2 separate regions of the Homo sapiens genome follow, and region 2 is linked to region 1. The links are chromatin loops, found by intact Hi-C in ENCODE. Cell type or tissue: MCF 10A. All regions are shown on one strand. Links, peaks and the distances in the headings refer to the core of each region. The heading gives the core; the rest is flanking DNA.

Region 1 (15,384 bases), core at 4,370-12,369:
ACTATTTTGTCTTTGTGACACCTTGTCTGACCTGGCAGATCCTTTTTTCCCTGAGTTGTCTGCACTTTCTTACAGGCACATATGTACTTATTACTTCAACATCCTGCAGAAGCCTCTCTAGGTAGCACTTGGTAATGGGAGTCCAAGTCAGGCTCATCCTGACGGATACAAGTAACAGTACCAGCTGCCACATTTGAGCATTGCTATGTTATTTAAAAAAATGTGTGTATATACTAATTTGCCCCCAACTTTGTGAATTTTTTTTCTCAACTTACATTCTCTTAAGACATAGATGTAATGCACACACACAGAGTATTTGCTCTAGGGCAGGTTAGCATCTATCTTCCTGCCTCTGGAAACCTGGTTCAAAATCCACTTCCTTCTTTGAGCTTTCTCGACCTCCCTGTTTGGACACAGCTTATCCCTTGTCAAGCTCTCTGCAGCACGTAAAGTCTGATCTCCGCCTTTCTCACATTTCACAGACTGCTTTGCTGTGTTCCCTATTTTTCTCCAGGTGTAGTCCCCCCTCTCCACCTCCCAGCCCCACATCTTAGATTGCAAGATTGCAGCAAAAGCTGGTGAATGTTCCATGTATGCCCCTTAGCTAGTGAAGTGGCTGGATGTTCTGTGTGTGCCCCTTAGCTAGTGAAGTGAGCGGATGTTCTGTACCTGTCCCTTAGCTAGTGAAGTGGCTGGATATTCTGTGTGTGCCCTTTAGCTAGTGAAGCAGGTGGAGTTCTGTTCGTGCCCCTTAGCTGGTGAAGTGGGTGGATGTTCTGTGTGTGCCCCTTAGCTAGTGAAGTGAGTGGATGTTCTGTATCTGCCCCTTAGCTAGTGAAGTGGCTGGATGTTCTGTGTGTGCCCCTTAGCTCATGAAGTGGCTGGATGTTCTGTGTATGCCCCTTAGCTAGTGAAGCAGGTGGATATTTTGTTCATGCCCCTTAGCTAGTGAAGTGGGTGGATGTTCTGTGCATACCCCTTAGCTAGGGAAGTGGATGGATGTTCTGTGCACACCCCTTAGCTAGTGAAGTGGGTGGATGTTCTGTGTGTGCCCTTTAGCTAGTCAAGTGGGTGGATGTTTTGTGTGTGCCCTTTAGCTAGTGAAGCAGTTGGATATTCTGTTCATGTCCCTTAGCTAGTGAAGTGGCTGGATGTTCTGTGTGTGCCCTTTAGCTAGTGAAGCAGTTGGAGGTTCTGTTCATGCCCCTTAGCTAGTGAAGTGGCTGGATGTTCTGTGTGTGCCCTTTAGCTAGTGAAGCAGTTGGATGTTCTGTTCATGCCCCTTAGCTAGTGAAGTGGGTGGATGTTCTGTGTGTGCCCTTTAGCTAGTGAAACAGGTGGATGTTCTGTGTGTGCCCCTTAGCTAGTAAAGTGGGTGGATGTTCTGTGCATGCCCCTTAGCTAGTAAAGTGGGTGGATGTTCTGTGCATGCCCTTTAGCTAGTGAAGTGGCTGGATGTTCTGTGTGTACCCCTTAGCTAGCAAAATGGGTGGATGTTCTGTGTTTGCCCCTTAGCTAGTGAAGCGGGTGGATGTTCTGTGCATGACCCTTAGCTAGTGAAGCAGGTGGATGTTCTGTGCATGCCCCTTAGCTAGTGAAGGACACCATTTCTGGAGTATCTAGAGTGGGCCAGATACCACGCATTCCCTCACGGATCTCTGGAATCCTCCCTGCAAGGGAGGATCATGAGAAGGTTTCTATTATTCTCTCTACTTTGCATGGGAGAAAATGGGCTTAGCAAGAACTTCCATAGCTGCTCTGGGCTACACAGCTTGTCAGTGGGTGAGCTGTAGACCCCATGTTTGTTAGGACTCCAGAGTCAGAACATCATTTTCTCTCCCAGGACCAGACCTGTGGCCACACAATAAACGTGGCCCACTAATGTGGGAAACGTATTGATTTTTATTTTGAAAATATTTTCAATCTAGTGCTCTTTCTTAAGCAAGGAAGAATTCACTCTTCTGAAGTACGTTGTGACTACACAATGCAGTCTCCCAGACTATTGTTTAACTGCCCCATGATCTTTGAATGACTTTATTATTGTATTACTTACTGTCATTCCTACATTCTGAAATTGATTTTGGAACAGTTAAATCTTCATTTGAGTGGAATAATATTATGTTTCAATGTTGCCAAGACCTCTCCTTCCTGCACAGGCAAGGAGGAAATCCTCTAAGCTTTTGGACGTTCCTGATCATTTTCACTGTCCACAGCAGGGAAGGTGGCCCACCCTGCTGTACCCCTCCTCCTGGGGTGTGCGTCCCTGCACTAGAGCAAAGCTGCTGCAACTGCCTTTGCATGTTTGGATTTTTTCTAAGAGCTGAGTGACTGCATCCAAACTGCCTGTAGTTTTGGGTGGAATGATTTTATAGGGTTCATATGGGCGTTTCTGGGAGGGGGAGGAGGAGGAAGATTAACCAGGCTGGTGGAGAAATTGCTCTCCAGGCCTGTGATTCTTATGTGGGTCTCTCAGGTGCGTTAGCCTGAGCTTAGATCCTTCCGGGCCTGACTGTTTCCCAATCTCTCTTTAATTGGATGGAGCTGTGTCTCAGTGGCTGTGCATGGCTGGGTGATAACCCTCTGTGGGACTTGGCTTTCTAGCACCTGGTAGGAAAGTATTGGATGCCTTTGGGTGCATGAGATCTGGGGGTGGGGTTGAGACCCAGACCCACTGGCTGGGTCTCAGGAAGCAAGGAGTAGCAGAGGTTAAGACAATTATCCAGATAATCCTAATTCCCTCTGCGGTACAGAGGCCAGATGTGTCTTGGTTGCAGAATTAACCAGGTCTTTGTGGGCATCTCCATCTACCCCCATTGACAGAGATGCGACTGGCGGGTCCTGGTGGTCATTTTGGATCAAGCCTGGCAGCCTGTTGGTTGGTGAGCATTGCAGGCAGGGACAAACCTATTGCAGGGGCTTTTGTAGGGATTTGTAGGGATTTCTCCTATGTTTTGTTTTCTATGAAACAAACAGTTGATTAAGAAAACAAACAGTTGATTAAGAAGACAATGCATTCCCTCACCCCTTCATCCTTTGTCTCATTAACTTGGATCTATTTATGTCATGTTAACCAAACTCTGAGCTGGCTTAAAGTGGGATTGTATCACCCAGCCAAGTCGTAAGTGCAAGAGGGGGTCTTCCAGAGGGCCATTGCATTGAGAAAGAAACACTCACTCATGTCAAGATTTATTTGTTAGAAAACCCCTCTGGCCAGGTGCAGTGGCTCACTCCTATAATCTCAGCACTTTGGCCAGCTGGGGCTGGAGGATCACTTGAGGTCTGGAGCTCGAGACCAGCCTGGGCAACACAGTGAGACCTCATCTCTACAAAAAATACAAAAATTAGCCAGGCATGATGGTGCACACCTATGGTCCCAGCTACATGGGAGGCTGAGATAGGAAGATTGCTGGAGTCCAGGAGGTAGAGGCTGCAATGAGCCATGATTCCGCCACTGCATTATCCAGCCTGGGCCATAGGGCAAGACCTTGTCTCAAAAACAATCACAACAATAACAAACAACAACAAATGCTTCTGATACTGTACCATGGCAAACTACCTGGTTTTAGTTAGAAATCTATCTCTGAGATGAGTCGCTGCACCCAGGCCTCACTTGCTCTTGGTCTGGGGCGGGCTGTGCAGTTCTGGGATCTGCTCTGGTGATGAGCCTAAGGTGAACCTCAGAGTCAAAATCATGCCTTATGTCTGTCAGACACTTTGAACTGTTTCAAAGCCTCTCCAGGCCTATTATTTCATTTGATCTTCATAACATCCCCCAGACAGGGAGCCCCAGATAGGTTAATTGGCCTGCCTGGGGTCGCAGGTGGGAGCTGGGACTAGAACTGGAGTCTCTCCGGTCTTCCTCTACCCTCACGTCTGGAAGGACTGTGTCATGCCATGTGCTTTGGGGACTCACTGAGACACTTTCTGGTCTTTCTGGCCCCACTGCCACTGCAGCTGGTGTCAGGGAGAGACAGAAAGAAGGTGTGATGGGAATCAGCCCCCACAGCTCTGAGGGAGCTCCAAGGTGAGGGCCCATGGTGGACCCATCAATTCCAGAGGGCCACCTCCAGCTCCCAGCCTTGGCAGGCTTCTGCAGAGCAAATTGCAAGGGCTCCTCGGGCTCGTTCTAGAACCCAGACTGTGCTGTGAAGTCCGTTTCCAGCTGGACTGCCCAGGACCCCTCTCCTCCTCTGTCCCTCTTCTTCTTCTCCTACTGCTGGTGGCTCCCTTCCTTTCCTGAGCATAAACTGCTTTTCCTCCTGGAAATGTTGCAATTTTCCCTTCCTTGTGTTTTTGCTTGAGTGCAGGAGGGTTTGTGTTCAAGGTCTGGGGCTATTGAGGCTGGTGGGAAGTGAGCAAGTTTGAGAAAAGCCGGTGAGGGCAGGAGCCAGCAGCACTGGACCTGGCTGCAGGCAGCATTCCAGTGGGAAAAGTTAGAAAGCGTGAGTGCAAAAATAAAATATGAATATGCGAAATGTTAAAAAAGGGAGAAATTCCCAGGGCCACATTTGCCTAGTATCACACTAATACAGTGAGACAAGTAGGCTGATGGTTCCAAGCCTTCAGAAATGAGCTCTCAACGTTCAGTAGAGCCGAGATCCAGAGAATGATCCCGGCTGTGGGAAGATGGGCTACAGACTGCACCTTCAAGCTCTCCTTCCTGCTGAAATAGGAGCGTGCACGCAGCCACTTCAAAATTCAGACTGTGCATGCAGCAAGGCTGGAAAGGGAAAACGGCTCAAGGACCCGCCACTTGGGGGCAGCAGTTTTGAATATTTCGAATTGCAAGCCACTCTGTGGCTGAGACACCAGCATGCAAAACTTGCATACTAACAATGACAAACAATGTCTCAAATTGTAAACAGCTTAGGGAAGAAATCTTATTTTAATATTAGTCCAAAATTTCCATTTATATTCATATTCAAATTTATCTCCAGAAAATAATCCATATAGTTAAGACTCGAACGAAAGTAATTGATACAGAATAGGAATCACAGTCAGGGTGAAATAACCCTCAGAAAATCACAGTATGTGGCCGATTTTCTGAGTGGATAAAGCTGGGCTTACAGTTTATGCTGGGAGTATTTGAGCTAAATTAAGTCATGAAAGAAGATAATACAATGTACCATCATTTTAAAGTAATTTAATCATGAAAACTAAAAATTTGGAAGAAAACAGATATTTTACTTAATAGAAACCATCTGTACTGTACAGTAGGCAAATTGTATAAAAATGAATAAAACTGTCTCTGGAGGAGAGTGGCTCAGACACCGGCTTATATAATGAAGATGTATATGTGCCTTTTAGCATTTGCATTGTCTATTAGATGAGGTAAATCGCAGGGAGTATAAGGGAAACAGTTACAAATTTTATTACCATCATATGACTGATGACAAAGTGGCAATAGAAATAATGCATAAGAGATGGGGTCTGTTCCCAAGTCCAGTGGCTCTCCACCTTGGACCAGTCTTAATGGCCGAATCTCTATTGAGCGAGGGTCACTAGGATGTTTTTGTCTAGTTACTATGGCTTTAGTGGCTCCTACCCACAAGGACCATCTTTTAACTTGTTTAGGCTCCGAGTGTGCCATTTGATTTGATTTGGCCCCACCAGGGAGGCACCTAATTTAAACACTTCTGGAGTGGCTTTTGCACTGGACTTTTGGCTGGAAAGATGCAGGCAGATGATCTGTAAAATGTCCCCTTTTTCCTGTTGACCTGCATCAAAATGCATTTTTCTGACAGAATACTTTTGTCCCTGGTAAGAGGGGCTGGCTCGTCCCTCTCTGTGTCTGAAGGTCGAGTGCCACATTTTTCAAAACAGACACTTGTTCCTAATCTACAAATTAACTAAATAATCACAACTGCTAATTATACAGTATCAGGCCTGGAATACATAGGGCTTGAGTAATAATCAACTTTTTAAATTAAGTTGGTGACAACCACTATTAGCTGCTGTGATTTAATAATCCCAATAAATGTGCACATTTTAAAAAGGGGCTCTTTGTAATTTTTTTCCCCAGCATTTGCAACTGAATCTGTTAATGAAAAGAGAACACAACAGTTTTATGTTACAAACGATGCCATAATAGGTAAATAAAAGGGCTCCTCTAGACGCTATTAATGATGGATGTGCCGCGAATATGAATTGGAGATGCGAGGCAGAGCGAAATTTGAAATCAAGTTTCTATTTCTGTTTGTTATGATGAATTAAGGCCAGAAAGAGAATCTGATTCCTTTTGTATATTAAGCATTTTTGGGCAATAAGAAACAGATCCCATTAACAAATATGTAAAATAAAAATACCTCCCTTAAGATTTAGACGTTGGCAAATTTAGAACAAAAGAGATGCAATTTTCCACCTCGTATGCTCGCGCTGTTTTACCTAATATTATTATAATGCATTGGCTCCAGCAGCGGACCTGCGCGGCCGGGGAAAAGGGGCGCGCGCCTTGGCGACTGGGGGCGCATCGTGGGGACTCGGCCTCTTTTTCCCATCTTCTGGAGGAACCGCCGACCATAGCAGAGGGGAGCGCGTGGGAAGTCGCCCCGCGGGGCAGCCGCACATCTCAGAGACCTGCGGGGGGCGCGGGGTAGAGGGGAGAGATTGATCCGGGTTGGGGGGGCGGGGGGCCCACGAACGGTGGGGCGCGGGGTCGCTGGCATCTAGGACCGGGGGTCCTGGGAGGCTCCGCCAGGGGGCTGGTGAGGACCCTCACTCTGTGGGGGCCGGCCCTCCTTCTACCTCTTTCACCCTTTTCTCTCTGCCGCTGATTGCACCACTTTTCTTTTCTTTTCTTTTTTTTTTTTTTAGTGGTCAATTGAAATTTTATGGCTAAGTTATTTAAAAGAGACTATAGAAGAACGAAATGAGGGAAGGATGATGGAAACACCGCCTTTCTTTTACAATAATTACTCTTGATAGCAATTTGAACTAATTTGCATTAAAAAAACACCCATTTAACCAATCTGCTGCAAATGGGGACTTACTGTATACTGTTTTGTTAGACCTCAGGACTCCATTGTAGCATTTAAATTATGGAAGGACTACAGGACCCCATGAATACCCACGTCTGCTTCAGCCCAGGTTGGGCTTGTTTTCAATACCTGAGCAATGATATGATATGGAATTTCATGACAAAATGGGCTCATTTCTCATAATTGTACCTTTTATGTGTACTTTATAAGACAGGAGATGAGGGCAGAGACTGGAGCCAGGATTCCTGGCTATTCTCTTCTCAGCATGACCTTAGACAAAAATCCCTTCATATCCCTGGGTTCTCATGGAAGCAAGAAAGTTAGGAATCAAATACAAGGCCTTTGCCCTCCAAGACCTTAGAAATAGATGTGCATATGCGAGTGGATATTATTATTATTTAGGCTTTTGATAAACAATGATAAACTTCGTGGGGGTACGGCCTTTCCATCTATTGCCTGTAACTGATCAATATGCCCTTATTCCACCCCCAAAACTTTGGGGTGAGCTGGGGTGTGGATGGTTTTGTGTGTCAGTAAAGTGACCACAGCCAGCCGGATGGAGACAGCTGCCCTCTCCCTCTCTCTCTCTGCAGTATTTGGTTTCCCTGTACCATAACTGATGTTTTCCTTACATTTTTATTTCAAAAGAGAGATGAAGATCCTCATCTGGTTACAAAACCATTTGGACCCTCAGTCCTTCTCCTTTGGTTTCTTCTTTTCTGCTTTTTTTTTTTTTCCTACTTGAAAACATTGTAATCTAGAATTCAGAGAGGAAAAAAGTTGAAATTCAAAGCAGGCATTTTTTTTTTTTTTTTTGTCTGAGACGGAGTCTCACTCTGTCGCCCAGGCTGGAATGCAGTGGCACGAACTCGGCTCACTGCAAGCTCTGCTTCCTGGGTTCATGCCATTCTCCTGCCTCAGCCTCCCAAGTAGCTGGGACTACAGGCGCCCACCACCACGCCAGGCTAATTTTTTGTATGTTTAGTAGAGACGGGATTTCACCGTGTTAGCCATGATGGTTTCAATCTCCTGACCTCGTGATCCGCCCACCTCGGCCTCCCAAAGTGCTGGGATTACAGACGTGAGCCACCGCGCCCGGCCCAAAGCAGGCATTTTTGTGAGCCTAGCAGCGAGGTCTGGAGGCTTGGTGTGCTGGAGGGTGAAAGCAGCGTCAGGAGGTCACCGGGGTGGAATCTGATGACCCCCCAAGTTTCTCATTTTACCGATAGGGAAACTGAGGCTCTGAGGGGACCCGTTCACCCAAACAAGCCAGGTGGAGACTTGGGGTACTTTTCAGTGTTTTCCTTTATCTGTGTCAGTCCCCAGAGGGACCACATTTTCTGTACCCACAGAACATTCTGAATGAAAGCCAAGTGCAGACGATGTTTTCATTTCCCTCGTTTTGTTCTTTCCCCTTCTCTTCCCTTTCTTTCTTTTCCTCCCTCTTTCCTTTCTTTCCTCCCTCCCTTCCTCCTCCTTCCTTTCCTCTCTCCTTCCTTCTCTTCCTTCTTTCTCTCATTCACTCACTGCCTCTTGTTTTCTTTACCACAGTGCAGACCTTCTGGAGTCCAAGGTGGGGGGTTGGGGGTGGGGTCGGTGGTGGGGAGCAAGGAACAGGCCACCCCTGCTGCAGACCCGCCGGGTGGACACAAAGCAAAGCCACCCAGGAGGGGGTGGTGGGGACAGTCTTGCATGCCCCACCTCAAGCCGGAGAACATTCTGGCTGCAGGGGACCCTGCAGAGGCCACGAAGCCTCACTGAGTGAGAGAAAGAAAGAAGGAAAGAAAGGAGGGAAGGCAGCTCCCTCTGCTCAGCCGCTGGGAAACTGGTGTCCCGCGGTTGCTCCTGTCATGCACAAGATGGCGCTCTTAAGCTTTAAAAAGAGTCGGGGGCTCAGTGCAGTGAATGCGCCGCTCCACCCCGAGGGTTCCTCCTGGAGAGGCTGCAGAGCAGGCGGGAAGAGGCAGGAAAGTGAGGGCCTTCTTTCCTGGTGCCCTCAGCGTGATGGAGGGAGTCCAGCCTTGCTCTCCCCCTGGGCAATCAGGACTCCCAGAGACCCCGCTGCCCTTCTGAGCTGCTGCTTTCCAACTTAGGAATTGCCCGTGGGGTCCTCACGGAGTCCCCCGTGCAGCTGGACTCTCGAGCTTTGTTTCCTGAACAGGGAAGAAGGAAGCAGGTGGGGCACAGAGCGGCTCTGACCTGCCAGACACCACCGGACCGCTCAGGCAAAGGGGCTGCGTCCTGCTGTGCGGCCCCGGTCTGAGGGAGGGTCCTGCATTTGCTTACCTGATGCTGGTTCAGAGCTGTGCTAGCGAAGGGGAGGGCATAGAGAGGCCTCTGGGAGTCTGGAAAGATCCCTGGTCCTCTCCAGTGGGCTAGGACACTGAGCACATCTGCGCCCTTTCCTTGGAGGCCTTACCAGGACCAAATGCAGGCAGGAGAGAGTGGCCTCTTGCATGTGGTCACCCCAGACATGATTAGCCACCTGTCTGCCTGTGAACCTCTGAGGGAGGGGACCCGCCAGGGCCAGAGCCAGGTGCGCTGGAAAGCAGTGGGGTCAGGTCAGCCCCTTGTGACAAATCATCCATCTTGTGACTCAAGATTCAAAGTGAAGGGATTTCTGATGACCTGGAGGACCTGGGGGGATTAGGAACCCAGGAACCCAGGCCATGGAGGCAAGGGGGATGGGTCAGAGTGCCCGGTGTCCACTGCTCAGCAGGACCTCAGTTCAGCTTCTGTTAAAGAAGGTGGAGGACCAACTCATGTTTCAAATCGTGGGTCCCACAATGAAAGTGAACAGGTAAGAAAATGTGAGAATTCATAGCATGTAGTAAGAATAAGAGCTGTGTCTTGAAACTTTATTTCGGCATATTACACACATATACACACACATGACTGTGTACATATTTGTACATACATGTATATATCAGGCCACAAAGGTGGGCAGTTTGAAGAGCTCCCCGCCGCCCAGTGCTCTCTAAGACAGTAGCGGACACTGGACCCAGCTGTGGCTGTAGAGCTCCATGGATCTGGGTTCTAATATGGGCCCACTACCTGCTTGCTGCTTGACCTTGCATATGTTGCTTAACCTCTCTGAGCTTACCAGTCAATAGGATGATAAATGCCCTCCAAGATGCAGCTGGGCAGGTGCATGGTGCTTTGCACAGGGCAAGCGCTGGCAATGCACCTTCCTCCCCTTTCCATCTCTGATATTTACTGGAATGTTACCAGCCTGGCCTCAGAAATCATTCTGCCCTCGAGTTCCTCTGGTATCCAGGGCCTCCTCCCAAGGCACAATAGGGACCCACATCTTTTAGAGACCCATGTGGAGTGAATTAGTGGAAACTGAGGCCCACTGTAAGCCAACTTGTGTGGCTCTTGCTATGTAAGCAAGTGCTGTGGCTAAAGCTCTTGTCGGAGCCCGACCACCCTGTCAGTTTCTGAGGGGAACCCTGACTCACTTGGTGTTTTTTTTTTTTTCAGACAGAGTCTTGCTCTGTCGCCCAGGCTGGAGTGCAGTGGCACAATCTCAGCTCACTGCAAGCTCCGCCTCCTGGGTTCACGCCATTCTCCTGCCTCAGCCTCCCAAGTAGCTGGGACCACAGGTGCCTGCCACCATGCCCGGCGAATTTTTTTGTATTTTTAGTAGAGACGGGGTTTCACCGTGTTAGCCAGGATGGTCTTAATCTCCTGACCTCGTGATCCGCCCGCCTCGGCCTCCCAAAGTGCTGGGATTACAGGTGTGAGCCACCGCGCCCGGCCACTTGGTGCTCTTAAAATCACCTCTGCTACTGCTAGGGCAGACTCCATGGTGGGTGGGTTCTGTTCGATAGAAGGATCCAGGAGGACAGGGTGTAAGGGGTGAGGATAGAGCAGCAAGGTCATGGCAGAACCAGGCAGGTCCAGTCTGCTCTCCTTCCTGCTCTGAATGTTAACTGCACCCCTACTCTGAAAGGTGAAATTGACTCCTTCTGTCATCACTCATTGATCGTCTCTTGCAAGGGTCTGTATTACTGGTTTGGATAGGGGTGTAGATGTTGTCTTCTTTTTCATAACCTGGTGTCTCCAAATGAGGCCTGAAGAAGGCATAGCCGTGGAAAGGAGGTGGCACTGCCTTCCTGGTAACCTGCCTCTCAGGCTCAAACACAATCTGGATGCTGAGTCTTGAGGTTTGACCTCCTGCATCCCTGAACTCTGGTCAGCCTCCTGAGGTTCCAAGCCCATGTTCCCAGTCTGTGTTACCACGATGAAGAGGTAAAGAGAGCCCAGCTCTGGTCTTGCTGCCTGGAACATCTTGGGCACATCTGTGCCCTGAGTCTCAGTTTTCTCATCTGAAAAGCAACAGTTGAATTTACAAAAGCTTCGTTTTGATGATTAGGATTCTGGCTTAGACTCCATTAGCCCCTTTTCCAATCCAATAGAAAATTTTTAACCTTCAAGAATGTCATGCAATTATCTCTCCAGAGTTTCTCTATTAGTTTTATAATCAACTTCACTTGACCAACTAGAAATGATATTCAGCCCAAATACACTGTTGTCAAACTGCATAATTTTACCTTCTGGTTTGACTACTTTGTTCTATGTTATTACAGATAACATTCAACTAGCTTTGCCTTAATTGTGTTTGCAGAGCATTACTGCTCCAAGGTATTAGAAGGTGTCTGCGGTCAAGTGGGAGTTTTCCATAACGCAGTATATTTTGGGAAGCACAAGTCAAATGCATTTGAATTGATTTCATGAGTGCAGACCTTCTCAGAGCCTTATTTCTACAAAGTGTACAGGGTGGGAAGTTCAGAGGCCTGGACTCTTCCAGCTGTGCCTCTGCCCTGCTAAAGGGTTATATGTCCACAGTCACTGCTACCACAAGAGGTCGAAGTACATCATTGCTGAGGTCCTTTTCAAACTTTGCTGTTTCATGATTTTTGGTTCTGATTTCCACTTCTTCCTAACCAATAATCGAGAGGAATTTCTTGGCCTTTTACAATGTGTAGGATACTGATCTATGTGCTATGGGAATACAAAGTGTATCGGACATGGCCCCTGCCCTCAGGGAGGTTACACTGTCCTCCAGAATGCAGGACATACTAAGGGTTACATAGTGATTCTAGTCCATGGAATCTCCCACATGATGGGTTAGGAGTCCAAGGGAGAAGGACGGTATCTGGGGTGGTCAGGGGTGGTTAATGGATGAAGTTGGGTCTTAAGTGTATATTGTAAGAAGGATTTGTAGGGATTTTTGAGGTGTGAGTTCGGGGCAGAGAAGGGAAAAGCATTTTGGAACAGGCAACAGCATTTGCAAATGCCTAAGGTCAGCGAATAGGGGATTAGAGATCTGTGAGTGGTTATGTCCGGTGGGTCTGCAAGGGTGTCTGGGTGGTCTGGAAGGAAGGAAGCTGAGGGCTGTATAGGTCCATTGTGAAGGATCTTATATGTCAGGGTGGGGAATTTGTATCTGAAACTGTTGATAACATAAGTTTAATCCCAGAGGAGTTACATTAATTTCTCTCCTCTTTTCCTCAGCTTTACTAAAAAAAAGTCACTTGGAATTATGCGGTTGGGAGTTACATGTGTATCTGGGGGACTCACTTCTTTGAGAGAATCACCTATAAACCTCTCAATGGCATATAAGCAACACAGAGTCTTTCACCTCTCCTCACTGCCCCTGGCAAGCCCCATCTGCCCAGAGGAGCACTTGTTCACAGAGCAGAGCTACCTCAGAATCTCCAGCAACTCCTCACAAAGTTAAACATAGGATGACCATATGACCTAGCAATTCCACTGCTAGGTATATGCCCTCAAATAATTAAAAATAAAACAGATATTTGTACACAAATGTCCACAGGAGAACTATTCACAATAGCCAAAAGGTGGAAACAACCCAAATGTTTATCAACAGATAAATGGATAACAAAAAACAGTATATTCATACAATGGAATATTATTCGGCTGTAAAAAGGAATAAAGCACTCGTACGTGCTGCAATATGGATGAACCTCTGAAACATTGTGCTAAGTGAAAGAAGTCAGACACAAAAGGCTGCAAATTGTATGACTCCATTTATATGAAACATCCAAAATAGGCAAATCCATAGAGACCGAGAGCGGATGAATAGTTGTCAAGGGTTGTAGGGACGGGAAAGGGTCAGCTTCCTGCGCCCAGCGTTTTACTCAGGGGTGATGACAATGTTTGGAGTGACAGTTGCACAACATTGAGAATGTAAGCAGTGCCACTGAGCCGCACACTTTAACATGGTTAATATTATGTTACATGGATTCCACGTCCATGAGAAAATAATCCCAATGACACTGTGCTCCCTGGGGGCTCTGCCCTTCAGCTGGCAGAGGGCAGCGTGGCCCCCGGGCCTGGGAAGGGAGGGAAGGGAACCTGTTCATGGGTCCCCGAGAGCCCTCAGGGACCACGCTGCAGGCCTCCTGGGTGGGATCATTCTTTACGTTGTCCAGTGGTTATTTCCAAGTGGACCTATTCGACTCTCTAAATCACTTTCTTGAGTGCAAGAGAGTAAAGGGCAAAAGTTACTCCTTTCCTATTCTTTAAATTGCCAGGATCAATAGGCACCATTGATTTGAATTGAGAAATAGTTTCCAGGTAACATTTAGGAAGAATCATTGAGATCAGCACATGGAGAGTGACCGTCTGCTGCCCTCTGAGGGGACAAGCCTTTGGGGTTCTAAACTTCTAACCACCTCTGCTGGCTGTGTGGCCAGAGTCAGTGAAGCTGAGGTATCATTTGGAGAGATCATGGCAGCTTCTGCCCGTGAAAGGTAACAATTGGCCAGTCTGGTCCTCAAGCAAGCAGATGAGCCTTCATACCCTAAACTATACTGAGGGGCAGGAGCTCCAGGAGAGTCTGGATGCAGCCTCCATCCCTGATGGTCTTGCGCAGGGGAGGTCTTGTCTCTGAACAGTGGTCAGCTCCCGGGAGTGCTGGGGCTACCCCGGGTCTCCTGCTTGTGTTTGTCTGTCCATCAGAAGCTCAGCTGCAAGGTAGAGCCGAGGCCCCGTGGAGCTCTGGGCTAAGGCCCCTTTCTGAGTGATCTTCCTGCCACCACTCCTGGGGACACTTGCCTTGGAAGGAACCTGACCCTCTCCTTCAAGTCTTTGTCCCTGGCATTAGGCTGAGCGATAAGAGGCAGGGGCGACGCCATGCTCAGGGCAGTTCACGTGGATGACTCCCTGGCCTGTGTCTTTCTGCTACCATTGGGAAGAACAGCTGGTCTCAGAAGAGAAGCCGGTTTCCAGCCCAACACTTGAGGAAGGATATTAAAAGGAGAAAAAAAAATTATGTTGACTCCAAATGTCCTATTTTAGTTAGACAGCACACGAATAGGATTGGGGGACAGCATTGATCTTTTACTTATAATGCAGAACATTCAATGGATGGCAAAAATGCTTTTAAAAGGGGCCCATGGAACACTTTGAAAATATTAATTAGTGTGTTGAAGCATTCTGCATAGCATATCATAGTGAAACTGCTCCAGGGGGTTGCTCAGAATGAATTATTAATAAGAATCCCTCTCTCCCCCATGCTTCACACCCTGATTTTATGGGAGTTGGCGTGGATTGGGGTGTCTGTTAGATTCATTTGCTGCTCATTTCACACAAGTGGGGAGAGGTCTGTGTCATTGGGGTCACCCATGTTTGGGGCTCTTATGTCTGGAAAAGAAGACATACCCCAAAACACCAAAAACACACCCCGGAGGGGCAAAGGCAAGAAGAAGCCAGTGCTATCAGTGGCTGTGCTGGGCTAGGTACTTTATATACCAATTGGAAAACAAATGTCATGGCTGTGGGTGTGAGTGTTCCATTTCCTAAAGATTCAAGTCCGAAGGAGGGTGGCAGAGTCCAGGAAGCAGCAGCTCTTCAGACGAATCAGAAAAAATTCAGAGGCTTCTTTCCTCTGATCCCCACTTTGCCTGTACAACCCGTGAAAGAGGTCACCATTCCCTTCCCAGTGGATCTCAACTGTGTTCACTCAGCAACAGCAAGAGTTCACCAAAGCTTACCAAAATATCACACCCCCTAAACAAGTAAGCAGTCAGACTCTAAGCTGAGAGTGAAACCTGCTTTTTCCTGTTTTACTAAACATAGATTTGTAGAAATAGAAACATATTAGTAAAGGCATTTTGCTTTAAAATTCTAAACTAATCCAATCAAGGATCATAGAAATAATTATAGTTGTGCAAAATTGAACAATGAGGATTGGGGGGTTAATCTAGTTATTATGGGCATTCCTTGCATTGGAAATAAGCCAAAGCGTGCATTCACAGGGATGCCTTAGACAGCTCCTAGTTTTTCTGCTTTTGTTCCTTCCCCATCCCCCATTTGTTTCACACTTAGAATTTATGGACATCATATTTTTTTCTCTTTAAAAGTAATGTGCAGATAG
Region 2 (15,384 bases), core at 3,835-11,834, 390 kb after region 1:
ATTACCCATTGCTGGCGGAAATAATGAGGAAGAAAATACGAATTAGAACAGCTTTTCTTTTGGTAAAGCAGTTGGTCTATGTTTTTTTAAATACGAAACGGCCAGTCCCTTTAACCCAGTAAGTCCATCCCGGGACTCTTGGGACAAATGTGCCTGCTTTTGTAATTTCCTGCCTGCCCTCACCCACTAGAGAATTAACTCCAGTAACTTACTGCTACCTCAGACTCTCCTGAGTGATTTTCCCCTCAGAGACTGCTTGTTGGAAAAAGAGGTAAATCATAAAAAATAAGCAAATAAATAGTAAACCAGAATAACAGCAGCAACAAAAACAGATGGTATGGAGGATTTAGCTTTATAATACTTATTTTAAAATAAAGGAACACATGCTCCTTGCAAGTAATTTAAACAAAATTGCACAAATTAAAAAGGTACAAGTCCCTGCCCCCAGAGCCTAGTGATAACCATGAGTAAGTGGACACATAGCCTTACAGACTTTATATATCTTACATTCCTGTATATGTTATATATACATGCATGCGTACATATATGTGCGTGTGTGTGTATATATATTACACATTGCAAAAAATGAAATTATGCCAATACCTAATCTGTCATTCTTTGTATTTTAACAAACATTGTGGACACCCATCCCTATTAGCAAATATAGAGCTGCCTGCATGGCATTCCCATACCTTTGTATTTTAAAGAGATCTAAAATTTAGTTTCATTGAGATATTTGATTTCCCATATATGATTGCAATGATATCTTTGTACATGTACACTAACAGACTCATGCTAACATTTCCATTGGAAAGTTTCCTTAAAAGGACTGATTATAAAATATGCTCATTCAAAAATGTGCCTTCCCAAACAGTTGTACAAAATTGCATACTGTCACTAATGGTATGAAAACCACCCATTTTCTATATTGTCCCAACCCTAACATTAAAAGGTATGTCAATGTGAGAGGCAAAGACCATGGGCTCCTTATGTATAGAATTTTCATTTCTCTGTTTACCAATGAGGTTGAGCCTTTCCTTCTGTGTTTTGTAGAGAGGCAGTACAGCTTACTACTCAGGGCTTCACCTCTGTTTATGATTGCATACAAGAAAGGAAAGGGATAGAGCTTAGTACAAAATTAATATTAAAATAGCTTATTAGCATTAATATTAGTTTTTGTTGATAATATCTAGACTTTTTTTGAACAAGTAAGATTTTATTTTCACAAGTGCAATGTTGCCTTAATGGCCAAAAGTCAATCAAGATATTACATATTATACATTAATAAATGACAAAAGAAAACATTTCAATAGACACAGAAAAACATTTGACAAATCCAACATCCATTGTAATAAAACCTCTGGCACACTACTAATAGGATAAAAATTCTGAGTCTTGCTAAAAGTAATCTGTGAAAACATCTAACTAACATTATACCTAATAATGAAAAACTGAGTGCTTTACTTGCAAGTTTAAGAACAAGACAATAATTTCCACTTCTAACATTCTACTCAACATTGTACTAGAATTATTAGCCAGGGAAATTATGCTAGAAGGCACAATAAAATCCTCCAGATTTAAAAAAAAATAGGACTTTCTTTTATTGCACACAATACAATCTTCTACATAAAAATTTGTAAGGAATTTACTAAAAACTCACTAGAACTAATAAATAATCTATGTCACAAGGTACAAGATCAACATGAAAATTAAGTTGTACTTTTATATACTAGCAATAAACAATCTGAAAATTGACAAGTGGGACCTAATTAAACTAAAGAGCTTCTGCACAGCAAAAGAAATTACCAACAGAGTAAACAAGCAGCTTATAGAATGGGAGAAAATATTAGAAAGATATGCATCTGACAAAGGTCTAATATCCAGAATCTGCAAGGAACTTAAACAAATCAACAAGCAAAAAACAAATAATGCAATTAAAAAATGGGCAAAGGACATGAACAGACACTTCTCAAAAGAAGATGTACAAGCAGCCAACAAACATATGAAAAAATACTCAACATTACTAATCATCAGAGAAATGCAAATCAAAACTACAGTGAGATACCATTTTACACCAGTCAGAATGGCGATTACTAAAAAGTCAAAAAATAACAGATGCTGGCAAGGCTGCAGAGAAAAGGGAATGCTTATACACTGTTGGTGGGAATGCAAACTAGTTCAGCCACTGTGGAAAGCAGTTTGGAGACTTCTCAAAGAACTCAGAACTACCATCTAATCCTATAATCCCATTACTGGGTATATATCCAAAAGAAAACAAATAGTTCCACCAAAAAGACACATACACTTTTATGGCCATCACAGCTCTATTCACAATAGCAAAGCCATGGAATCAACCTAGGTGCCCATCAGTGGTGGATGGGATAAAGAAAACGTGGTATATATACACCATGGAATATTACACAGACTTAAAAAAAAGAATGGAATCATGTCTTTTGCAACAACATAGATGGAGCTGGAGGGCGTTATCCTGAGTGAATTAATGCAAGAACAGAAAACCAAATACTGCATGCTCTCACTTATAAGTGGGAGCTAAACACTGAATACACATAGACATTAAGATGGGAACGACAGACACTGGGGACAACAGACAGAGGAGGGAGGAAGAAGGGGAATGGGATCTATGACAGGATCATTTGTACTCCAAACCTCAGCATCATGCAACATACCTGTGTAACAGACCTGCAACATACCTGTGTAACAGACCCTTTATTCTATAATAAAATTTGAAATCATTTAAACAATTCTTTTCGGTGTAAAGTCCTTGCAGTTCATTGGTTAAATTTATTTCTGAATATTTTTCTTTTTGATGCTATTATGAATATTTAGACTTCTAAGCAGGCAGTTATATCATTTGCAAAGTAAGAGTTTTATGCTTTTTAAGGTTTTAATGTTAACTTTTTGTAATTTTTCTTGTTTTAGCTGATTATTCGAATCTTCATGAAAAAACAATAATGACTAAAATATGAGTTACTGGGCAGGCACTCCTTTGTGGTTCTGACTTTGGTGGGAACACTCTCCACATTCCACAGTTAAGCGCACGGTTGCTATGGGTTTCTGGTAGACCGGACTTCAGAGAGTCAAGAAGTGTTTCTTCTATTTTTAGTTAGCCATTTTGTTTCAGGGATCTCCATATTTGAAGGTTTTTCCCAGTCTTGTTTCAGAGTCAGCAATGTTCTAAGGAGGCAGCTGTGGCCGCGTTTACAAATTCCAGTTAAGATCAGCTCAATTCAAGAAAGATCTGTCAGGTGCACGCACCTGGCAGGCCCTGGGAATGTAACAGTGAAGAGGAAGGCAAAGGTCTCTGTCCCCATGGAACTAACTGCACGCCTGGAATTCAAAGTGCAGTGCACATCACAATGGAAGTCGCAATGGGGGTGTCAGAGGGAAATCAACCTACCCTCTAGTTGAGTGTGGGCTGGCAGGGGACACAGAGGGTCCTTCCACTGCATGTGCTCAGACAAAAATGGGCCATGAGGGTTTTACAAAGATATTAACAATAAGAGCTGAGCAGAGGTTTTCATCTAAAAATGATCCTCGGATTAATTGATCAGCAAGATCTTCCTTTTGCAGGTCCCAGGTTTCCCACAATAATACCTGGGATTTATCTCCCTCTGATGGGTTTATTTCTTCAGAAAAGTCTGGTGTTTGTGACTCAGCATAGCCAGCTCTGCTTGTACGGAGGGCCTCTTCTGGGCCATGTGTACTGTAGGTATTACTGGCTTAATCCTAAAACCCACTTACGGGTAGTTCTTATTCCTATCGTGCAAAGGAGGTGTTGATGACTGACTCAGACACACCACCCAGTTGCTCTTCAAGGACGATTGCCCAACAGCCCCCAGTTCTTCCTTCAAGGTCAGCCTCAATTTTGGAGCCAAGGTGATGCTCTTCTAGAGGTAGCCCCAGCCAGGAACCCAGTAAGTCGATGGCATGAGGGTTGGGTCATTTCCACCACTTTGCAATCTTTGCCCCAGAGTCTCCTCTGCATTGGCACAGACGTGGTCAGTTTGAAGCCATAACCTGATGGCCACCCCTGCCCATTCCTGCACCCCTCCTTTTTCTTCCCAATGAAGTAGGGCAGTCCTAACTCCAGCTCACCTTCTGTGTCCCAGAGACTCTGACCTTCAGGGAAACTGAGGTCTGAAGAGCAGCTGCGTTTGTGGCTGATATTAATTCAAGGCCACCATGGATCAGGCACAGGGTCAAATGTGTTAGGCACAGACTTTGGGTCCCCAGAACAACCTGACTGGGACAGAAATCCCGATTCCTCCCATGTCCCTGTCTCCTGCCCAGCTGCCCTGACAGCTCAGGAGAGACGGGGTCTCCCCTAGTTCTAGGGCTCCATGGTGGGGCCTGCTGAGGATATGTGCTGACTGCTCTCTCTTTAGAAGTCATTCCGCTCACGCTGGGGACCAGGGGGAGGGGGAGATCCCAGGGAAGAGGGAGAGCTGGCTTGCAGGGAACGACCGTGGGAGTGTTTGCCTTGTAACCAAATCACAGAGGGTGCGCTTGTGAAGGGCTGCTTTATTGTCGCAACTGGAGTGTGTCTTCTCTTTTGGCACCTTGCAAACACCTCAGGTGCCACAGGAGTCTCGAGGGGCGGCTGGGGCTGTTGGGCAATGTATGAATGAAAGCTTTCACGCTGCCGCATTCCCCAGGAAAACTCTGGCAGCCCTTTCCCTCAGACCTTCCTTTTGGGCTGGGCTGCTGCCTAGCATGCAGCTCAGTCCTAGGGTCCCTCTCGAAAGCCCCAACCTGGGGCTGGCTCTACTGCGGCTGAAAGCAGCTGAAGGTTTTTAACAGTGTGGCCTTTCTCAATAAGAGCTTGATGAACAAAGTCAAAGGAGCTTTTGACTTCAACGAGAAAAAAAAGGAACCTTCATGTCCAACCAGAAAAATGTCCTTAATTTTGCAGTTGAAACAATTTGTATTCCATGTACTGAATAAAGCTGGGTGAATGTGTTTGAGACTTCTAAGAAGCACAGGCCAGGTCAGGGCTCCAACAGACTCCCAAGTTCAAATCCTTTGCCTCTGCCCTAGACCCAGAGGCAGGTCCAGGTTTAGTGAGGCCTATACTGTATACAATTTGGGCAGCCCTTTTAAAGAAAAAGATACAAAATTAGAACTGAAAATGAATATTTATCCGGAATGACAACAGAAACACCTGTAAATCACTGGAGATTCAGGAGGGCCCCTGGAGAACAAGCATACCCACTGGAGTTGGAGCCCAGGAAGACTCTGTAGGTCACCTCCACCTGGAGGAGCTGGTGACGGAAGTGCTGCCACCTGGGGCACCTGGAGCATGGCCCCTGCACCAGTCACAGAGAGGAGACCCCGACAGCCCCCTTGCCTTGGGCTGAGAGGTGTGAGCCAACAGTGGCCTGGGCAGGACCTCCACATTGCCCTTAAGCTCACATCCTAACATTCCACAAGGCCATCTGGGTGTAGGGTGACCAACAGTCCCAGTTTGCTTGAAACTGAGGGCAAACCAGAATGGTTTTCTGTGACCTCTGCCTTTAAGTGCTAGTACCTGAAAAGTCCCAGGCAAATGGGGACAAGTTGGTCTTCCTATCTGGTTCCATATATATGGCGGGAATGCCTCCCATCCACTGGTGATTGGTGACATGTTGCAGTCACGTGGCCATCAGGTCACACATGTTTGTAACAGGTGTTTACTTTTTGTAATGAGCTTCTGATGAATGCCAGGCATGACAGAATCATGTCTCAAATTCATCTTTCCAGGCTTTACCCATGGCCAGACACAGCTCTCATCTCTGCCAGACAGGTGCATTTCCTGGTGCTGAGCACCCATGGGCGTTGCTCAGTTTTCCTGTCTCTCAGATTGAGAGAGCCTGGCCCAGGCACTGCCAGACCCCCTCCAGGGTCCACAGATTCATTCCTGAGGTTCACCAAACTCTCAGGTACAGAGCAGCTGGCCTCCCTAAGGCTCTCTCAGCGCACTTTCCCCAGGCACACGATGGTGCCTGGGCGTCATCTCTTTTGGGGTTCTTGCTGAGCTCCAGCACTGGCCTAGGAAGGTTGTGGGTCTTCCAGCTCTTTGAGAGGGGACCCCATGTCCTATTCCTCTGAATACCAGCAACAGAGTCACTTTAGGAAGGCGCAGCCCAGTGCACCCGTGAAGGGCTTTGGATTCAGTGTTAATCAGCATCCATGATCCACACTGTCCCGGAGTTCAGGACTTCGTGGTGAGGGATGCTGGAATTTCTGTCCTGTCTCACTTCACAGTAGTGTAAGGAAGCTCGGGGAACTCAGGACCCTACCCAGGCTGCATTATCCAAGTCTCCTGACTCACAGCCTCGAGCCTCTGCACTCTGCTGTCTTCTGGTGCCTTGGGATTTCAGATGCCACTTTTGGTCAAGCCAGCCTTGGGGGACAGCCACCTGGGTGACTGTCCATGAAGTTGATGATGGGCTTTGTATAATTTTAACAATACAGTCTTAAAAAATTACTCTGGGAAATTTCAAATGCTTACAAAAATAGAATTGTAAGATTACCACATTCCAATCACTCAGCTTAAACAATAATTATCCAGTTTCATCTAGGCTCTGCATCATTCACCTTCCCCCACTCTAGAGTATTTTAAAGCAAATCTCAAGCTCATCAATTTTTCAGGTTATCCTGGTTAAAAAAAAAGGATTCCTTAAAATCCACGATATCCTAAAAACTTTACAAAATTCTATACTACCATTAAATATCCAATTAGAGTTCAAATTTTCCTGGCCACCTCATATATACTTAATGGTTTATTGTTCAATTCAGGATCAAAATCAAATAAATAAGATACATGGGTTGCAACTGGTTGGTTTGTTTCTGTTGATGGTTGGCCCTTCTCTCTCTCCCCTTCTTTTCTTGCCCCCTCTCTTTGCTCCTCTTGTCCTTTCTTCTCCGTAGCAATTTCAGCTGAAGGAAGGGGCCAGCTGTCCTATGGAGCTCCCGAGTGCTGCATTTGGCTGGGGCTCCCCTGCCATTGAGTGTGTTCCTCTCTGTCCCACCTGGGATGTGGTTTGGGAGCTGAATCTACAGCAGGCTTCCCAACTGGCTGCACAGTTGACACTTGGCGTGGGATAATTCCTTGTGGTGGGAACTGTCCTGTGCATTGCAGGATTTTTAGCGTCATTCCTGGCATCTCCTCATCAGACGCTAGCAGCACCTCCAGCTGTATCAACTCCAAATGTCTCCAGATATTGCCAATGTTCCCTGGGAGGCAAAATCATGATATTCTCATGTCTCCACATGAACATGCATGAGATATGTGATAAAGGCAAGGCCACTTCCTAGGCAGCCCTGTGCCCTCATCTGGGGCCACTGCTGTCACTGTGTCACTGACGGGGACAGCCCCACCTGGGGAGCTGATCCCTGGATGTGTTCCCCCTTCATAAGACAATACAGAAATAGACTAAACCACAGCTTCACTCCTATTGAAAATCTTTAACAGTCTCCAATATAAACATGAATGGGCTTCAGGATGAATATTTTTCCCTCACCTCTTTCTCCCTGACACTGGCATAACTTGGATTGATACAAAGAGACATTGATCATTGTTTCAGGCCGACTTCCTGGGCTGGAGGGCACACCGTTTCTGGGCCTGCCTTTCACACTCTCTTCTGTGTTCTGATGCGAACGTGGCAAAAGGAGGAGGCTCTGGTCACCACCCAGCGGAACATGATGGTATTTTGATTTCAGAAGCATGAATTCTGACAGACAAATACAACCAATGGCTGTTCCCTAGGCTGTTATTCTAGAAAAGACAAGTTTCACAATGAACTATTTTAGGGAGAAAATACATTAAAATTCCAAAAATGTTTAATAAAGTTTTTTCCTCTGCATTAGATGACACAATTTTGACTTTTTTCCCTCTGTTTTGTATTATTACAATTTAAAATGAGGAAAGCTATGTAGTCAATTCAGGTTAATTTGCTGTTATTTTGCCATCTTATTTCACTGCATTATTAAAACATTTAGAACTGTGTGTGTCATTAGTATTCCAAAATGTAATTAGCATATTTAATCAAAAACAATTAAGAACAAATACTGCTTCCCTTTTTAAGTAATAAAATATTTACTACTGTAAAAACAAATGGAAACCAAACAATACTTTGAGGACTGATTTCTGAGAAGAAAGGAAAGAAAGCGCGAAAGAGAGACAGAAAAATAGATGGGAAAAAGAGAGAAAGAAAAGAAAAAGAGACAAAGAAAGGGCGGGAAAGGAGAAAAGAATCCCAAGGAGACTTGCCAACTCTAAGATCCCTCTGGTGGATTTTTTTACCATTATTTTTTTCCTCTTGGGAATTTTGATTCCTATAAGCCAAGTGCAAAGAAATAAAATTTTATTACTACTTCTCAAAACCATCATAAAGGGCAATGTGTGAACTAAGAAAAGTTATGTAATTTCCTACCTAGGAATTTGATTGCCCAGCTGAAAATTTCCTTTGGTAAAAATAAGTTTGGATGCTAAATTTTTGAATGAGACCTTGAGATAGCAGAAACAAAAAGAAAAAATGAAAAAAAAAAAAAAGAGGGCATTTGAAAATCGGTAGACTCTTTGCGCACTTGGAGGAGACTTTGAGAGGTTATCTGAATAGTTCCTTGCCAGCCAGCTAGCCTCTGGGCTTTTGCTGTGGTTTGATCTATAGCAAGATGCTGTACTGCTTTGGATTTCATGTACTCTATCTTGTTTACAGCCCATCGTATCGTAGGGACTTGGACTTTATGCCTCATGCCCTGACACCTGGAGTCTCCAGGACTGTGCAAACCAGTTGCACTGATTTTCTCCCTCATCAAGACTGTTAGAATCTGATCTCTCTACTTTTTCTTCATTTTTTCAGCACCCTCCTTCTTCTCTTTAATTCCTTCTCTCTGCAAGGTAGACTTTAAGGTCCACTTTAAAAATCACTGTCTTTCCAAAGACCCCAAATACCATGACCCATTGCTAATCACACATTCTTGGCAAATCTTCCAAATCTCAGTCAGACCAGCTGCCACCATCTCAGTGCTTATACCTGAGCAGCTGAAGGCTAGTGAAAGAAATGACACCAAAATGTAGTTTGTGTTACCTTGAAGTCAAGGTCACCAACATTAGCATTAGTTGTGTTATAAGATCTTTTGTGTTTCTCCCGTCAGCATTCTGTCTACATTAGTAATTTCAAAAATTAACTCTCCTCTCAAACATCTAATTCCTCTTCTTCGCAATAATTATATCTTGACCTGGGTTCCCTCCAAAGCAGAGCCTGAGGGGAAAATTTATGTTCAAATACTTCTTTTGGGAATTTCATTCTAAGAACCAGGAGCATAAAATAGGAAGAAGGAAACTAGAAGGAAGTCAATATAAAGACGAGTCACCAAGTTAAATTGCTGTAAATCTAGATAAGCTCTTGCTATAAAACAACAAAAAAGAACGATTACACATGGATATTCAGTTTTTCCAACATTATCTATTGAAGAGAATGTTTCTTTCCCTATTGTGTACTCTTGGCACCTTTGTCAAAAATCAGTTTACCATAAATGTGTGAGCTTATTTCTCAGTTTTATATCCTGTTTCATTGGTTAATGATTCTGTTTTCATGCCAGTACTATGTCGTTTGAATTACTATGTTGTTTGAAGGTTTGTAGTAGATTTTGAAATCCTATACTGTGTCTCTGGCTTTGTTCTTTTGCTCAAGATTTCTTTGGTTACTTGGGGTCTTTTCTAGTTCCATCCAAATTTAAAAATTATTATTTTTATTTCTATTCAAATGTCATATGAAAAATGACATTTGAATTTTGATAGGGATTGCACTGAATCTGTAGATCACTTTGGACAGTATAAAAATTTTGACAATATTAATTATTTCTATCTATGAACATGGAATATATTTTCATATTTTTCTGCCATCATCAATATTTTATAATTTTCAGGTTACATATCTTTCATCTTCTTCTTTAAACTTACTACTAAGTATTTTTATGCATTGTGAATAGGATTGTTTTCTTAATTTTGTTTTCAGATAGTTTTGTTGTTGGTATATAGAGGCATAATTGATTTTTATACATTGTTTTTGTATCCTGTAACTTTAATGAATTCATTTATCAGTTCTAACAATTTTTTGGTAGCATCATTAGGGTTTTGTATATATTAGAGCATGTTATCATTAGACAGAGACAATTTTGCTTCCTTTTCTATTTGAATGCCTTTTATTTCTTTTTCTTATTTTATTGCTATGTCTAGGACTTCCAGTACTATATTGAATAGAAGAGGTGAGAGTGGGCATCCATGCCTTGTTTCTGAGCTTAGAGAAAAAGCTTTCAATTTTTCATTATTGAATATAATGTTGGCTGTCAGCTTGCCATATATAGCATTTACTGTGTTGAGGTACATTTATTCTATATCTAATTTGTTGAGATGTTTTATCATAAAATGATGCTGAATTTTGTCAAGTGCTTTTTCTTCATCTATTGAGATGATCATGTGTATTTTGTCCTTCATTTTGTTAATATTATGCATCACATTCATTGATTTGCTTATATTGAACCATCCTTGCATCTCAGGGATAAATACCACTCAATCGTGGTAAAAGACTCTTTTAATGTTCTGCTAGATTCAGTTTGCTAGTATTTATTGAGGGTTATTTTATCTATGCTCATCTACAATATTGGCCTGTAGTTTTCTTGTAGTGTCCTTGTCTTGCCTTTGGTATGAGGCTAATTGGATCCTTAGCTTACACCATATGAAAAATTAACTCAAAATGGGTGAAACATTTAAACTTAAGACCTGAAACAGTAAAACTCCTAGAAGAAAACAGGGGAAAAGCTCCCTTATGTTGGTCTGGGCAATGATTTTTTGGATAAGACCCTAAAAACAGAGGCAACAAAAGCAAAAATAGACAAATGGGATTGTATCAAGTGAAAAACTCCTGTAGAGCAATGGAAACAATTAATAAAGAGACAACCCATAGATTGGGAGAAAATACTTGCAAGCAATACAGTTGATGAAGGAATAATATACAAAATATATAAGAAACTCAATTCAATAGCAAGAGAACAAATAACTGAATCAAAAATGGGCAAAGAATCTGAACCAACATTCTAAAAAAAGGCATACATATGGTCAACAGAAATATGAAAAAATGCTCAACATCACTAGTTATCAGGGGAATGTAAAATAAAGCCAGGATGAGTTTTGTCACCTCATACTTGTTAGAAGATGAAAGATAACTAGTGTGTTTAGCATGAATGTGGAGGAAAGGGGACCCTGGCACACTACTGGTGAAAATGTAAATTAGCATAGCCATTATGAAAAGCAGTAGGATCCAGAAATCTCACTCTGGGTGTATATCCAAAGGAATTAAAATCAGTTGAAGAGAAAATCAGTTGAATTGAAATGTTAAAGAGGTATTTTCACCCTTTTGTCCATTGCAGCATTATTCACAACAGCCAAGATAGGGGAGCAACCACAATGTTCATCAACTGATGAGTGAATAAAGAAAATGTGGTATATTTACACAATGAAATACTACACACTGTTTACAAAGAAAATCCTGGCATTTACAACAACATGGATGAAACTGGATGACATTACAATAAGTGAATAAGCCAGGCAGAAAAAAATCAGTGTTGCACAATGTTACTTATATGTGGAATCTGAGAAAGTGAAACCCACAGAAGCAGAGAGTAGAAGTTACCAGAGGCTGGGGGATGGGAATGGGGAAGGAAACTGTTGGTCAAAGTGTACAAATTTAAGTTAGAAAGGAGGACTAGGTCGGGCGTGGTGACTCACGTCTGTAATCCCAGCACTTTGGGAGGCCAAGGCAGGCAGATCACAAGGTCAGGAGTTTGAGACCAGCCTGGCCAACATGGTGAAACCCCATCTCTACTAAAAATACAAAAATTAGCTGGGAGTGGTGGCACATGCCTGTAATCCCAGCTACTCAGGAGGCTGAGGCAGGAGAATTGCTTGAAGTTGGAAGGTGGAAGTTGCAGTGAGCTGAGATCACACCACTGCACTCCAGCCTGGATGACAAAGTGAGACTCTATCTTAAAAAAAAAAAAAAAAAAAAAAAAAAGGAGGAATACGTTTTAGTGGTTCATTGCACAGCCTGGAGACTATAGTTAATAATAACATATATTTCAAAATTGCTAAAAGGATATATTTTAAATGTTCTTACTAGAAAAAAATAAGTAAGTGAAGTGATGGATAGGTTAATCAGCTTGATGTAGTCATTCTACACTGTGTACATTTATCAAAACATCACATTGTATTCCATGAATTTATACAATTATTATTTATATATTAAAAATAAGATAAAAAGTAAATTAAAAGGTTGTACAAAAATACAATGTAACACTAATATGGAAGTTATTGACAGTGACCTCAGTAAAAGGTCTTATATTATTTATAAATTAAAAATAAAAAATAAATTAAAAGGTTGTACAAAAACACAATGTAATACTAATATGGAAGTTATTGACAGTGACCTCAGTAAAAGGTCTTATACTCTCTAAGGAGAACCAGAGACATTGATAAATTTTAGATATTATATATCAATTATGCATATCAAAATGTTAAGGCTGTCCACTAAGATAATAGCAAATAAAAACTATTCAAAGATTCTGGAAGTGAGTAAAGATAAAAAAATGGAGAGTACAAAAATTGTAAATCCAATGTAAGATAAGAGGAAAGCCTCTAGGGAAACATAGATATTTATTTATAATATGAAATATAGTAGAAATTATCCAAATACGTAAGTAATGATAACAAATGTTGTTAGGTTTGTCGAGGCAGCCCAGTGAATTGCCCATTTCTTCAGGAAATCGAAAGAGTGGGAAGAAATGTTATCCACTGGCATCTTTAGATGGATTAAAGTTTTCAAGAAACAGGAATTTGTAGGACTACATCATAGAAATCTAATTGTTATTTTTTAAATATTCATCTAAGGTATAATCTATGGAAATATTAAAAATAAAAGGTTGGGAAAAGATACACTAGGAAAATACTGAAAGAAAACAGTTGCAGTGATATTAACAGAATAGTCTTAAATACAGAAACCATTAGTATTTTCTAGTTGTAGTTAATGATTGTAAGGGAAAAATCACCAGCATAAGATAATAATTATTCAAACTTCACACAGAGAGGGACATCTATGGCTTGTATTTCAGCCATAAACCTGTTATTTAGAGAGTGCCTGGCAGATGGTAGGAACTCAGTAAATAGTTGTGAAATGGAAAGTTAACAATATTGAACATAAATGCTTCTGATGCCCTGTCTGTAGGTATACATAAAGTAAAAATTGGCTGAATTACAAAGAAAAACAGAAAATCCCAAGATCATAGTACATTTCTCTCAGACATTGGTAAGAACAAGCAGGTAAAAGTATTAACAATACAGATAATTTTAATGTCACAATGACTGGTCTTTGTGTCATAAACATATCTAGATGCTTGCATGCAACATAAGAAACTATATATTATTTTAAGAACATATGATCCATTTACGAAAATTGATCATGCAGTAAGCCATAAATTAAGTCTCAAAAAGTAACTCGTATCATATTAGTCATTTTTTCTGACTAAACCACATTAATTAGAAATAAGGAACCAAAGGAAAACCTGCACTCCAAATACTGAAAAATATACATCTAAATAATTCATGTGTCAATAAAGAAATCAAAGTAGGTATTATAAAATATTTGGAACTGAGATACAATAAAAATTCTACATGTCAGAACTTGCGAGCTGTTGACTGGGAAAGGGCATAGAGGAATATTCTGGGGTGATAGAAATCTACTAAGTATAGTATTAATATGCACTTTTACTAGTTATTCAATGGTGCACTTATGGTATGAGCATTTCACTGCATATAAATATATATCAGTAATAATAATACCTGTGGGTTACTGTGAAAAAATACTTACATAGAAATTCATGTTTTCAAGCCTATAAAAGATAACTCAAGAAGTTAGAAAAAGAACAAGAGGAGAAAAATTGACATAAGAGTTAAGAGCGGAAATTATTAGAATATATAATAGAGAGATCAACAAAATCAAAACTTGGCTCTTTTAAATGATTAATAAAAGAGCCAATATTTGGGCAAAATTAATCAAGGAAACAAGTACACAAATGGGCATTTCTGGGTAAACAGGATAAAACTATATGAACAGTAAAGAATTTTTAACATCGTAAAGAAAGTTTGTTTTTAGTAATGGTAGTCTGGTTCATTTGAACCAATACCACTACTAGAAATAATTTAAAATACTGACTTACATATAAATATACAGAGACATTTCCTTAAGGGCATTGAAAATTTGGGAAAGTAATATTAAATTATCAGAACGCAACTGAAAGAACCATGGGGACTTTCACTCAGGCCATAAGAGATGTATTAGGATTGACATTTCTCTCATGCCATAAACAAATAGGAAAATAGACAGAATAAGTGAAACAACTGTTTTCAGATAAGCAGTGTAGACAGAGTGGTGATATTAATATCAGTCAAAGTAGCCTGTAGAACAAAGTATATTAGCAGCAACATGGTTAAGTTTATAATGACAAAGGCTTAATTTATTAGGAAGACATATAGTTCTAAATGTGTATGCACCTAATAGCTGAACTTCAACATATAAAAAGCAAAACCTGACAGAAGAAAATGAAAAATGGACAAAGCCACAATTATGGTGGGAAATTTCAATAGTCATCTCACAGTAATTGATAGAATTAGCAAGCCAAAGAAACAAGCAAGAATTTAAAAGATTCAAACAACACAATGAGTAACTTGACCTAGTAGCTGACATTTTAAGAACACTTCACCCTCAAAGAGCAAAATATATATTTCTTTAAGTGCCATGCAGCATTCACTAAGAGATACGATAAATGGGGCTGGAAATAAAATTTAATGTAGTTTTAAAATTTTAAACATAATGTATGTTGAAAATTAAATGTATTTTTAAACATATGCAAAATATGTTCATTGATCACAATAGAATTTAAGTAAAAACCATTAACAGAAAGTTACCTGAAAATATCCTCAAATATTTGGAAATTAAATAACATATTTCTAAATAATTCAAAGGTTAATGAAATAATTCAAAGGGAAAATTAGAAAGTACTTTTAATTGAATAGAAATAAAATCAGAATAATGAGTAAAGTCTTTTTTAGAGGGAAATTTATAGATTTAAATATTATGTTAGACCTAAAATCAAATAACCTAACTTTCAACTTAAGAAGCTAGATATCAAAGAGTGCAGTAGAGGAAGGACATCATAACAGCAAGCGTGTAGATCAGTAAAATAGAAAGCAGAAGAATAATAAAGAAAATTGATTAAGCGAAAGCTGAATCTTTAGAAATAGTGATAATTGGCAGCTCTCTAGCTAGA

What was found. Hi-C counts contacts between places; a loop is a spot of excess contacts. Peaks named below come from ENCODE experiments on the same cell type or tissue, not always from the same donor. Only the 100,000 strongest peaks of a DNase experiment are listed, where the experiment ranks them.
Region 2: it touches region 1 in a loop (20-fold over the local background); 2 of 110 quality-filtered maps call a loop at or near these places.

The regions. Positions count from the first base shown.
Region 1 is chr10:128,259,341-128,274,724 of GRCh38, forward strand. No RefSeq gene overlaps it. Among named protein-coding and RNA genes, the nearest start is that of LINC01163, 19 kb to the right of the region's middle. In MCF 10A, for the core only: CTCF peaks have their summits at 4,749 (motif pointing right) and 8,843 (motif pointing right); DNase peaks (open chromatin) are centred at 4,751 and 8,841.
Region 2 is chr10:128,653,247-128,668,630 of GRCh38, forward strand. No RefSeq gene overlaps it. Among named protein-coding and RNA genes, the nearest start is that of LINC02667, 250 kb to the right of the region's middle. In MCF 10A, for the core only: a CTCF peak has its summit at 7,623; no DNase peak of the experiment used is centred there.